4 separate regions of the Homo sapiens genome follow, and regions 1, 2 and 3 are each linked to region 4. A link is a contact called in ENCODE Hi-C or POLR2A ChIA-PET data. All regions are on one chromosome and are shown on one strand. The core of a region is the stretch at or near the end of the contact, and the rest is flanking DNA. Distances in the headings are between cores, read along the strand shown. Region 1 overlaps NFATC2 (nuclear factor of activated T cells 2). Region 2 overlaps NFATC2 (nuclear factor of activated T cells 2). Region 3 overlaps NFATC2 (nuclear factor of activated T cells 2). Region 4 overlaps ATP9A (ATPase phospholipid transporting 9A (putative)).

What was found. Hi-C counts contacts between places; a loop is a spot of excess contacts on that map. ChIA-PET counts read pairs that join two places held with the same protein, here RNA polymerase II (POLR2A). Pooled maps may share reads with other maps.
Region 1: a pooled map shows a loop between it and region 4 (2.2-fold over the local background). The contact joins two enhancer-like sites. A Hi-C loop is called at or near these places in 1 of 168 maps with a recorded cell type or tissue (endothelial cell of umbilical vein), 1 of 37 single-sample maps with no recorded cell type and 4 of 50 pooled maps. POLR2A ChIA-PET finds 5 or more read pairs at or near these places in 2 of 52 experiments (WTC11 and activated T-cell).
Region 2: a loop to region 4 is called in a pooled map, with 3 times the contacts of the local background. The contact joins two enhancer-like sites. A Hi-C loop is called at or near these places in 6 of 50 pooled maps. POLR2A ChIA-PET finds 5 or more read pairs at or near these places in 2 of 52 experiments (H1 and WTC11).
Region 3: a loop to region 4 is called in a pooled map, with 5 times the contacts of the local background. The contact joins two enhancer-like sites. A Hi-C loop is called at or near these places in 7 of 50 pooled maps. POLR2A ChIA-PET finds 5 or more read pairs at or near these places in 3 of 52 experiments (GM12878, H1 and activated T-cell).

Annotation. Positions count from the first base shown.
Region 1 is chr20:51,459,736-51,462,435 of GRCh38, reverse strand. All of the region lies in intron 5 of NFATC2 (nuclear factor of activated T cells 2), which reads left to right. Among named protein-coding and RNA genes, the nearest start is that of MIR3194, 8.1 kb to the right of the region's middle. Within about 2 kb of position 1,420, at least 4 of the 41 ENCODE cell types and tissues checked have a DNase peak (open chromatin) inside an H3K27ac peak, as active enhancers do.
Region 2 is chr20:51,499,099-51,501,798 of GRCh38, reverse strand. All of the region lies in intron 3 of NFATC2 (nuclear factor of activated T cells 2), which reads left to right. Among named protein-coding and RNA genes, the nearest start is that of NFATC2, 42 kb to the left of the region's middle. Within about 2 kb of position 1,403, at least 8 of the 41 ENCODE cell types and tissues checked have a DNase peak (open chromatin) inside an H3K27ac peak, as active enhancers do.
Region 3 is chr20:51,480,040-51,482,739 of GRCh38, reverse strand. All of the region lies in intron 3 of NFATC2 (nuclear factor of activated T cells 2), which reads left to right. Among named protein-coding and RNA genes, the nearest start is that of MIR3194, 28 kb to the right of the region's middle. Within about 2 kb of position 1,284, at least 6 of the 41 ENCODE cell types and tissues checked have a DNase peak (open chromatin) inside an H3K27ac peak, as active enhancers do.
Region 4 is chr20:51,630,147-51,632,846 of GRCh38, reverse strand. All of the region lies in intron 15 of ATP9A (ATPase phospholipid transporting 9A (putative)), which reads left to right. Among named protein-coding and RNA genes, the nearest start is that of NFATC2, 89 kb to the right of the region's middle. RefSeq lists an enhancer at 774-1,973. Within about 2 kb of position 1,351, at least 27 of the 41 ENCODE cell types and tissues checked have a DNase peak (open chromatin) inside an H3K27ac peak, as active enhancers do.

The DNA of each region.
Region 1 (2,700 bases), core at 171-2,670, 170 kb after region 4:
CTCGCTCTGTCATCCAGGCTGGAGTGCAGTGGCGCGATCTCGACTCACTGCAACTTCTGCCTACCGGGTTCAAGCAGTTCTCCTGCCTCAGCCTCCCAAGTAGCTGGGATTACAGGTGCGTGCCATCATGCCCAGCTATTTTTTTTTTTTTTTTTGTATTATTAGCAGAGATGGGGTTTCATCATGTTGGCCAGGCTGGTCTCAAACTCCTGACCTCAGGTGATCTGCCAGCCTCAGCCTCCCAAAGTGCTGGGATTACAGGCATAAGTCACCCTGCCCGGCCTGTTATTTCTTAAATTTAAATTTATTTTTATTGTTGAAACAGAGTCTTGCTGTGTCACCCAGGCTTGAGGGCAGTGGTGCAATCTCAACTCACTGCAACCGCCACCTCCCAGGTCAAGCAATTCTCTTGCCTCAGCCTCCCAAGTAGCTGGGATTCCAGGCACGTACCACCACGCCCAGCTAACTTTTTTTGTAGTTTTAGTGGAGATGGGGTTTCACCACCTTGGCCAGGCTGGTCTCGAAGTTCTGACCTCAAGTGATCTGCCCACCTTGGCCTCCCAAAGTGCTGGGATTACAGGGGTGAGCCACCACACCCAGCCTGTCCGCTGTTATTAACAGAAACTGCCCTCTCTGTAGGAGCGAATTTCTCTAACCAGTCTCTCCTGAGGTTCTTGGATAGATCGTAATTCTTGGCCACCCGGCTTGACGGCGAATTTCAGATAGTCAGGCAATAACTTCCCATTTCCAGGCCTACTTGGGCGATGTGGGGGAACCCTGTGCCGGTGTCAGTTTTCTTCGCTGAACCTTTGCGGTGGCTGCTGCTGTGCTGCAGGTGGGCACAGTTGCAAGACAAAGTCAACACCCAAACTGGTTAAACCAACAGCGTCCTGTTGATTCAGAGCTCATAAAATACAAGAGCCCCCCCAAGCCACTTTATGACGTGCCAGAATCCAGGGGCAGGAGGGAAGCCTGGGGAAGTCACTTTGCAGGGGCCACCTTGAAGCTTAAGCTGGAGCAGAGGTCAAGACTTCACCCGCAGGCCTGAGCCAGGCCCTCAAAGATGACTTTAAAAGCAAGGTGCCTGGTTTGGTTGGAAAACTGCAGGCTGTGCGGTTTGGATTGTCTGCAGTCTCAGAAATGAATGGGAGAAAGGGGGGCTGATGAGGAGGGTGGGTGCAAGCCTGGGAGGCCCACTGGGCTTCCTTAGAGCCTCCCACCCACCCTGGACCTGTCACCCCAATTAGCAGCCATAGGTGATGGAGGTTGCATCAGAGAGCAATAGAGAAGTAGAGCTCAGGAGGGTAATTTGGGCTGCTGTGCGCTGGCTTCAGTTCCTCTTTCAAAAGCTAATTGCTTTGCCTCTGGGTTCTCTGAGGACTGGGGCCTGCCCTGGAGGAGTTCCCCGTCCTCAGGTGGCCTCTTAAGTGTGGAACTTGGCTCTTAAGCAAACGTGCGTGACAAGTCACCCGGAAAGATTGTTAAAATGCAAATGTCTGGCCTCTGCCCGAGAGATTGGGGCACAGAGGGTGAGGGATGTGGCCTGGGTATCTGCATTTTTATCTAGCACCTTCTGACCCTGCGTTGCTGGGGGAAGATTCTGCTACAGGTGACCTGAGAGCCACACTTTGAGAAACACTGGCAACTGGGGTCAAGAAACCTGGGCCAGGCGTAGTGGCTCATGCCTATGATCCCAGCACTTTGGGAGGGCGAGGCGTGCGGATCGCCTGAGCTCAGGTGTTTGAGATCAGCCTAGGCAACATGGCAACATCCAGTCTCTATTAAAAAAAAAAAAAGAAGAAGAAACCTGGGTTATGGCTCAGGATTCACCGAGAACAGCAGTGACCACAGAGGTGACCTGTGTACACACATGCATATGTTTGGTACATATATGCTAAAATATATAAGACAACAATGTCTATGGCTGGCACATACAGCCTCTCAGAAGCTACAGCTTTTAGTGTTGCTAACCTTGCTGACCCATGTTTATTAAGCCAGACACGCTTTTGATGAACTTGTTTAATCCTCGTAATGACCTGTGAAGTGGGACTGTTAACAGCCCCATTTTACAGATGGGGAGACTGAGGCTCAGAGCTGTGAAAACCCCTACAAGGATCAACCAGGGGGGTGTCCAACACTATAGCCTTAACCAAGAGCACGTGCTGCCCTTCACTGAAGCTGAGCTCTGAGCATCTGTCCTCTCCTCTCTAGATGGGAGTGATAGTGTCTTCCTTGCTGTAGGGCTATGATTTAAGGGTTTAAACAAATAAAGTGTTGTGAAAATAACTTAGCAAGAAAAAGAGGGGCATTTTTGAAAGTCAACGATAGCAAAGACCATCATGTCTTGAGTTGTTACTGTGTGCTAAGCATGGGCTGTTTTGTCTTATATAGGATATTTTCTCCTATTGTGGTAAAATACACATAAAATTTACCATTTTAGCTATTTTCAAGTATGCAATTCAGTACATGAAGTACATTCACAATATTGTGCAACTACCACTACTCTGTAGTTGCAGAACTTTTTTTTGTTTTGTTTTGTTTCTTTGTTTGTTTTTTTGAGATGAAGTCTTGCTTTATTGCCCAGCCTGGAGTGTAGTAGCGTGATCTCGGCTCACTGCAACATCCGCCTCCTGGGTTCAAGCGATTCTCCCACCTCAGCCACCCAAGTAGCCGGGATTACAGGTACATGCTACCAGGCCC
Region 2 (2,700 bases), core at 154-2,653, 130 kb after region 4:
GAGTAATGAACAGAATAGATAAAATCCCGAGCTCTCGTGGAGGTGGGCTTCTGGTGGAGGGAGACCTATAACAAATCAGTAATTCCACAATCTGTCAGGTTGTAAAAAAGCTATAAGAAGAAAAATAAGGCAGGAATGGGGGATGGAAAGTGACTGGGAAGTGGTGAGGATGCTATTTAGGGAAGAACTTCCTGAAGGGGTGCCGTTTGAATGGAATTTTGAGTGCAGTGAGGGAATAAGCTGTGTTGCTATCTTGGGAGCCAGCGTGGTAGGAAAGGGAGCAGCCAGTGCTGAAGCCCTGAGGCAGAAGCTTGCTTGGTGTCCACCTTGAGCATCAGTACAGAGGTTGGAGCCAGCTGAGTCTGATTCAGGAGTTAAGTGTTGATGGTGAATGAGGTTTTTGGTTTCCATGTCAGCTTCCCTGTGGCATTTCAGTGCCTTTTATAAGACCATGGAATGTAGATAGAGGTCCCCAACTCATAACCCAGGGAAATCTTCTGTGTGTCACTGGATACAGTTGCACAGGCTGTGCATGGCACAACAGCTGTGTGTATCATGAGGGTGCCATTCACATTTGCAGGTTTATTAAGACAGTGTTCTGACGCATACCTGCCAAAGGTATAGAGGAAGTGTTGTCTGCTGTGAAGCTGCATGAAAGTGCCAGACAAGCCAGCAGTGAGTGGCCCTGGTGGTATAATGGTTTAAGAGAGAAAAACCATCTGTGTTTGAGTGTCTTTAGGTTGGGAACTTGGTTCCTCAGTCTTTGCACTGGTTGCCAGCTCATTTTCATTACTTGCCTGGCCCCTTAAGGTGTTTGTGTTGAACTCTGATAGCAAGAAAGGTGTTTCTGCTAGTCTAAAACACTTCCCACTCCATTCTTTTCCTTTCTTTTGGATGGAGCTTTTGTTGGTTCCTCCTTCTCACCCTCTGACTGACCAGACTGCCTGGGAGGGTGAGGGTGGGGGTGGGGGTGAGGGTGGTGAGTGTGGGGGTAGAGGTGCGGGGTGGTGAGTGTGAAGGTGGAGGTGGGGTGGTGGTGAGGGTGGGGGTGGTGGGGGTTGGTGAGGGTGAGGGCGAGGGTAGAGGTGCGGGGTGGTGAGTGTGGAGGTGGGAGTGGGGTGGTGGTGAGGGTGGGGGTGGAGGGGGGGGTGGTGAGGGTGAGGGTGGAGGGGTGGGAGCATTCTTGGCTTCCTCTTCTGCCTGAGCCTCGCTGTGCAACCTCAGCCCACATACTTCTCACTGAGCTGTAGGAGCCTCTGCCCTAAAACGAGTGGGTAGGGCTCTGTAAGTTCCCTCCTACCTCTAAACTTACTTAATTCTATGACTCAGAGTAATAGGTATCACCCAAGTAGAAGTGCCTATGTTTAGTTTTGTTCACTTTGAGGTGGGAGTTCCAACTTCTCTTCAACTTGGGTTGCCTTAACTTGCAACTCCAGGGTTGATTCATTCAGGGACTTGAAGCTGTTAAGCTGTCATTTTTTCTATTAAAAATTTTTTTTAAAGAGTTTGGGGATAATTGAGCTAGAAGGAGACTTAGAAATCATCTAGTTGGATGACTGGTGTGTCTGATTCATGTATCATTTTACTGAGGGTTTCAGCTACCATTTTACTGAGGGCTCTGGTTATCATTTTATTGAGGGATTCCTACGTGCCAGACCTTTTGCTAAACTAAAGTTGTCTCATTCAATCTCATACTGAGTACTTGAGGGTAGGTACTGTCATGATCAGTTTTCAGGTGGCCAAATAGAGGTTCAGAGAGATTATATGAAATTTTAATATAAAGATAATACAGCAACTAAATTGGCAGAGCCACGACTCAGATCATTAAAGGCAGAGGTTAGAAAAGTATTACTTATTGAGCATGTACAATAGGCCAGACATTAAGAGAAGACTTGCATTAACCATTGTAACCCCATGAATTGGGTTCTACTATCTTACAAATGAAAAAACTGAGCCCCAGAGAAATGTGACTTGCCTGAGGTAAAGCTTTTACAGGTAGGAAGCAGAAGTGTTTTAGATTTCTTTTTCTTTCTTTCTTTCTTTCTTTTTTTTTTTTTAAGATGGAGTCTTGCTCTGTCATCCAGGCTGGAGTGCAGTGGTGCGATCTCGGCTCACTGCAACATCTGCCTCCGGATTCAAGCGATTCTCCTGCCTCAGCCTCCAAAGCAGCTGGTATTAGCCACCACGCCTGGCTAATTTTTGTATTTTTGGTAGAGACGGGTTTCATCATGTTGGTCAGGCTGATCTTGAACTCCTGGCCTCAAGTGATCCACCCACCTTGGCTTCCGAAAATGCTGGGATTATAGGCATGAGCCACCGTGCCCGGCCGCGTTTTAGATTTTGAATCTCTTTCTCTTTCTCATCTGCTTCTCTTTGCCTTGTGATCTTTTATGGGCATCCAGTTGGCCTGTTGGCCTTCCTCACAGTTCTGTGCATCTGTGTGGGAGCTGGGCTCGGGGTAGGGTGCTCAACCATTTCTTACCTCCTCCCCTCTGTCACCTGGGGCCAAGCTAGCATCATCTCTTGTCTGGGTGACAGCCTCCTAACTGGTTTCCCTGCCTCCACTTGCACCCTTCATTCATCTGCTCCCCACACAGCTGCCAGAGGATCTGTTCAGAGTGTACCTTGGTCTACACCACCCCCATTCTGAGCCCTCCTGTGTCTCCCCTCCCGGAGTATAGATGCAGAGTAGCCTTGTGC
Region 3 (2,700 bases), core at 35-2,534, 150 kb after region 4:
CAGAATGGTGACTATAGTAAATAATCATTGTCTATATTTCAAAAGTGCTAAGAGTAGATCTGAAGTGTTTTTACCACCAAACAATAAGTATGTGAGGTGATGGATGTGTTAATTAGCTTGATTTAATCATTCCACAATGTAAACACATATTAAAGCATCACATATTGTACCCCATAAATATATAAAATTGTTATTTGTCAATTAAGAGGAAAAATAAAATGAATAATAAAACAGTTTGGAATGAAAGAAAAGTTTGGAAGGATGTACACTCAAATGCTTACTTATTTTCAAGGGGTATTCTTTTTGTGATTTATCTTGTCTATTTTTTCCTGCAATGAGTGAGCTCTTAGTACTTTACACCAAAAAAAAAAAGGAACAGCAAGAATCAACAGATATTGATGCCTTTTTATCTTTGTATCAGGACAGTTAAGTTGCCACTAAAAATAGGCAGATCTTGAATTTGGTGGCAGGCAGGGGTGAGTCTGAATAACTTTCTCTTTGACGCTGAGGGTCTTTGACACGTGGAGGCCATGTTTGTGTGTCTCTGGGTTCTTATTGCTGAGCTGGTGGGGTGGATTTGCCTGTCTTAAAATGCATAGGCCAGACTTGGGGGGCTGGGGGTGGGGGGATTTTGCCTTTTTCTGAATCAGGAATCAGCCATACAACAGAAGAAACAAACAGGGCCAGTGGAGGCTGTTGCCACCTGATCACTTATGACCTGTAGGATAGTGAGCAAGTTAGTTAACCTGGTTGAGCCTCACCGTTCTCATCTAAAAATGGGATAACACTGCTCTTCTCTGAGCATTGTTATGGAGATTACATTAGCTATGTTTGCAAGCGATCCCAATACACTGTGTAGAAAGGTCTTCACCTATGGAGGGTGCAAAGTTTTCCTTGTGATGAGGTTGGATGGCGTCATTTATATAGCTAACTGTGGCGGGATGTCTAAATCACACGTCATTCCTCAGATCCGGTTTTTCAAGTAGCTGAGTTGACAAGGGGACAGAGTGGATTATTAATAGAATGATGCCCCCAAGCCTGCAGTTGGCTTCTTGGGTCCCTTTGATGGGAAGGTTGGTGGATGGAAGTCGCACCAAGCTGCAGCCTGGGCCCCCACCCCCGCAGACGCCACAGACACTCCCCTCCCGTGCATTCAGCCCTTCACGGTGTGCACTAGAAGCACTGCTTCTTCCTGGAACCTTTTCAACTGCCTGGGAAATTACAAGAAGCAGAAAACTTTCGCTCTCACCTTGGCTGCAGGAAGTGGCGTTTCCTTTGCTCGGGAGGCCAGTGACGTGGAGCTCCTGTATTGCAGAATGTGTCTGCTGTGCCTGGAGTGTGATCCGGCTGGTCCAGGCCACCGAGAAGACCTCACCTTTGGAGAAGCCTGAAAAGGCCGCCCCAAAGCCTCCTGACCGAGGTCTCCCGAAAATGGGGATGGTGGGGAGTTTGGAACCTGAAGGGTAGATCATGTCATCTCAAAACATCAAGTTCTATTTGCAAAACCCAAATCACTGAGTTTTTGGAGAAGCAAGTAAATGGCTATCTGTTCTTCTCATCAAACCTCCAGGGACCTGGCGAGGAAGGCTCTTCCAGAATGAGGCAGCTGAGCAGTTGGGATTCTGGGCACATTCTGTACCTTTTGTAGGAGGGGAGGATGGAGGGTGGACGGGAAGTATTCCTTTCATGAAAGATGGTGAGGTTTCTTCACCTGGCCCCTCTTTCCTCTGACACTCCAAGCCGGCAACTGTTGAGCCAGCCCACTGAGAAGACTGCAATTAGTGCCTGGGCTTTCCCATATGGGAGGCCTTCACGTTGGTTCTCACTTTGTTCACATTCATTCTTCACCCTTCCATTCAGTTCTGTAATATCACCTCCCTGTTTCGATTTGCGTCATCCTCCGATGACAAGGAAAGTTCTCGTTTCATGGGTACCTACCGTGTGCTGTGCTTTGGTGCCCAACAAAGGTCACCTTATTTCGCCTTTCAGAAGAGGCCTGCAGGGTGGGGGGTGATGTCTCCTTTTTATCTGAGCATATGGAAACTCAGGGGTGGAGCGATTGCTCACAGTCACACAGCCATCAAGAAGCAGAGCTGGCATCGAAATTCAGATATGTCTGACCCAAAGTGAAAAACTTTGTGCTTTCAGCTATACCACACTGCTTTCTGGTGTTACCCGGGGAGGCGGGGAAGGGACCCTCACCAGTGCCAGGTGGATTCTATCTGCTCACATTGTATAAGCCAGCCCAGCTCAACCCAGAGGCTGCTCTTCAACTCAGAGAGGCCATTCTTGGCTTTCCTAAAGAGGTTTTTCTCTCAAGGAACTACCGTTTTTGTTTGTTTAGGTTGCTGTTTGTTTCTCTCCCTCCATCTCCCTCTGTGCCCCTTCTTTTCTCCCTCCTTCCTGCCCCACTCTCTCTCCTGTGCGGCAGGAAGCACATTCTATTTTTTTTGAGACAGAGTCTTGCTTTGTGACCCAGGCGGGAGTGCAGTGGTGCAATATCGGCTCACTGCCACCTCCAACCCCCGGGTTCAAGTGATTCTCCTGCCTTGGTCTCCTGAGTAGCTGGGATTACAGGCACGTGCCACCATACCTGGCTAATTTTTGTATTTTTCACAGAGACGGGGTTTCACCATGTTGCCCGGGCTGGTCTTGAACTCCTGACGTCAAGTGATCTGCCCACCTCAGCCTCCCAAAGTG
Region 4 (2,700 bases), core at 102-2,601:
CTCGCTTTTTTCTTGGTTTTGACTACTAAAAATAGTGCTGTGAATGTCCATCTTGGTGAGGTTGTCTTTAATGAAATAAGTATTATTTTGCTATTTTTTTCTCATTTTCTGACCTCTTTATCTTTGGTTGGGTTGGTGGAACTGGGCCTCTGGGGCTTTTGGACTAGTTCTCCCCTTGGCACAAACCTCACCACACTCCTCTAATGTGATGGTTCTCATCCTGGGGGCATTCGAGAATGTCTGGCAACATTTGTGGTTGTCACAACCAGAGGCTGAGAGTGCTACTGGCATGTCATAGGTGGAGAGCAGGGATGCCGCTCAGCATCCTGCAATGCACAGGACAGCCCCCACCTGAGGAAGGGCCTGAGAAACCCTGTTATGATGTGTTCATATAACCCAAATGCTCTATGCAAATGACTGTCCAGTTATCTGATGTGAGGAAGTTTTAGTTCAGTTATAAAACTTCTCCTAGGCTTGGTACGGTGGCTCCTGCCTGTAATACTTTGGGAGGCCAAGGCAGGAGGATCACTTGAGCCAACGAGTTTCAGTCCAGCCTGGGCATCATTGCCAGACTCCACCTCTACTAAAAGCAAAAAAATTAGCTGGGCATGGTGGTGCACACCTGTAGTCCCAGCTACTGGGAAGGTTGAGGTCAGGAGGTCCAGGTTGAGGTCACTCGAGTCCAGGAGGTCGAGGCTGTAGTGAGTCGTGATTGTGCCATTGCGCTCTAGCCTGGGCAACACAGCAAGACCCTGTCTCAAAAAAATAAAGAAAAAGAAAAAAGAATAAGAAAAAAAAGAAAAATTCTCTTGACTTGGTTTAGTGACTGTGGACAGCCCCAGTTTGGGTCTCCCCTGTCTCTTTTTTAAACATGTGTGAGTGCACGCACAGTGCAAGATGGCACCTTCTTGCACCCACAAAGCAAGGCCATTTCCTTGTGTGAATGTCTGTCTCTTAAGAAATCAGGCAAGGTTGGAGAAGGACTCGTGTGATGTCTTTTTGCAGGAAGGTTGTGTCCCTGTTTTGTTTTTGTGGCGTACAAGATGTTCCAGTGCCTTCTCCCCCTTCCCACGTGGAGCCACGGGTTTGGATCGTGGCTGTAGATCATCGTAGCGCTGTCATTGCTGGACTAAAAGAGGCCTTTGAGCAGGTGCCAGATGCAGACCACGGTGGGAAAAGATGAGGCCCCCAAACAATGCCACACAGCCGGCCGATCTCTGTAAATTTATGGCGTAATCTTGCCATAATATGGGAACGAAATAAACTTGTGATGAACTCCGTGGGAGGAAGTGACTCATGGGAGGGGATCGTTGATGCGGTATTTATATTGGACAGAACTTCTGAACTCACTCAAGCCCTTTTCTTAGTGAGGAAGCTGGGCTGGGAGCATCATTTCCTACAGCCACATGTTGTTGAGCACCCTTTGGTTGTCGGGGGGAAGGAAAAAATAAAACCTCTGATTCTTTAATGTGCAGACCCCACAGCTCTCTTTGGCCTGCGTCAAGAGCAGGCATAGCCACAGTCTATCAGAGATAAAGTGTGCAGTTGAACGCTTTTAAACGTGGGTGCCTGTCTTGGCCTGGGGGTGCTCTTATGAGTCAGCATGTTGTTCTAAAAGATTGTTGGTGATTAAGGGGCATTTGAAAGTTATTCTAAAAGAGGAAACTCTACCACTAATCTGATTTTGGATATTTCTGTTCCATGAAAGGGCTGCATAGACAAAGTGGCCTCCAAAGGAGCCTGAAACCAAAGAACAAGGCAGGCAAATCCAGTTTGTCGTTAAAGGGTGTTTTATTGGGGGAAACTTACAGATAGAAGCGTGGTTTTTGGGGGAGCCGAACAGACAGAAGTGTAGTTTTGGGCGGCAGGAAAACAGGTGGATGTCCATACTGTTACTCCCTAGACCCAGGGCTTATACCACAGGGAAAGGGTCCGCGTGCCCCAGCAGGACAATTACGGGCACCTTCCAGGAGAGGCAAGAAAGCTGTATGTTTCATCACCTGTAATTTGTGCGATAACATCAAGGTTGACATGTTCTTATGTGAAGGACGGTGAATTAAGTAGGAATCGGGGGTGTTCATGGGACTGGGCTAATCAGAAGTCAGCATGGCGCATTTGCACCTGAGATGCAGTCACTTTTTTTTTAAGATGGAGTTTCGCTCTTGTTGCCCAGGTTGGAGAGCAATGGTGCAATCTCAGCTCATTGCAACCTCCGCCTCCCAGGTTTAAGTGATTCTCCAGCCTTGCCTCCTGAGTAGCTGGGATTACAGGCATGCACCACCACGCCCAGCTAATTTTGTAATTTTAGTAGAGACAGGGTCTCACCATGTTGGCTAGGCTGGTCTCGAACTCCTGACCTCAGGTGATCTACCTACCTGAGCCTCCCAAAGTGTTGGGACTACAGGCGTGAGCCACCACACCCAGCTTGAGATGCAGTCACTTTTGTCTCCACGGTTCCATATTCAATGAAGACTTTCCGGGCATTTATTCTGGGCTTCCTGGAGTAGCAAAATTTAGGCACAAGGTATTGATGGCCATGCTCAGTTTTCTTGCTTATCTTTACTGCCTCCCACCTCCCAGTGACGCGAATCATTGGGGGAAAATGGGGGAAGGATCTGTGGCTGCGCCGTCATTCCTCAGAGCTAGGACTTCTCAGTCTCAGCACTGTTGACTTTTAGGGCTGGAGGAGTTCCTGGTGGT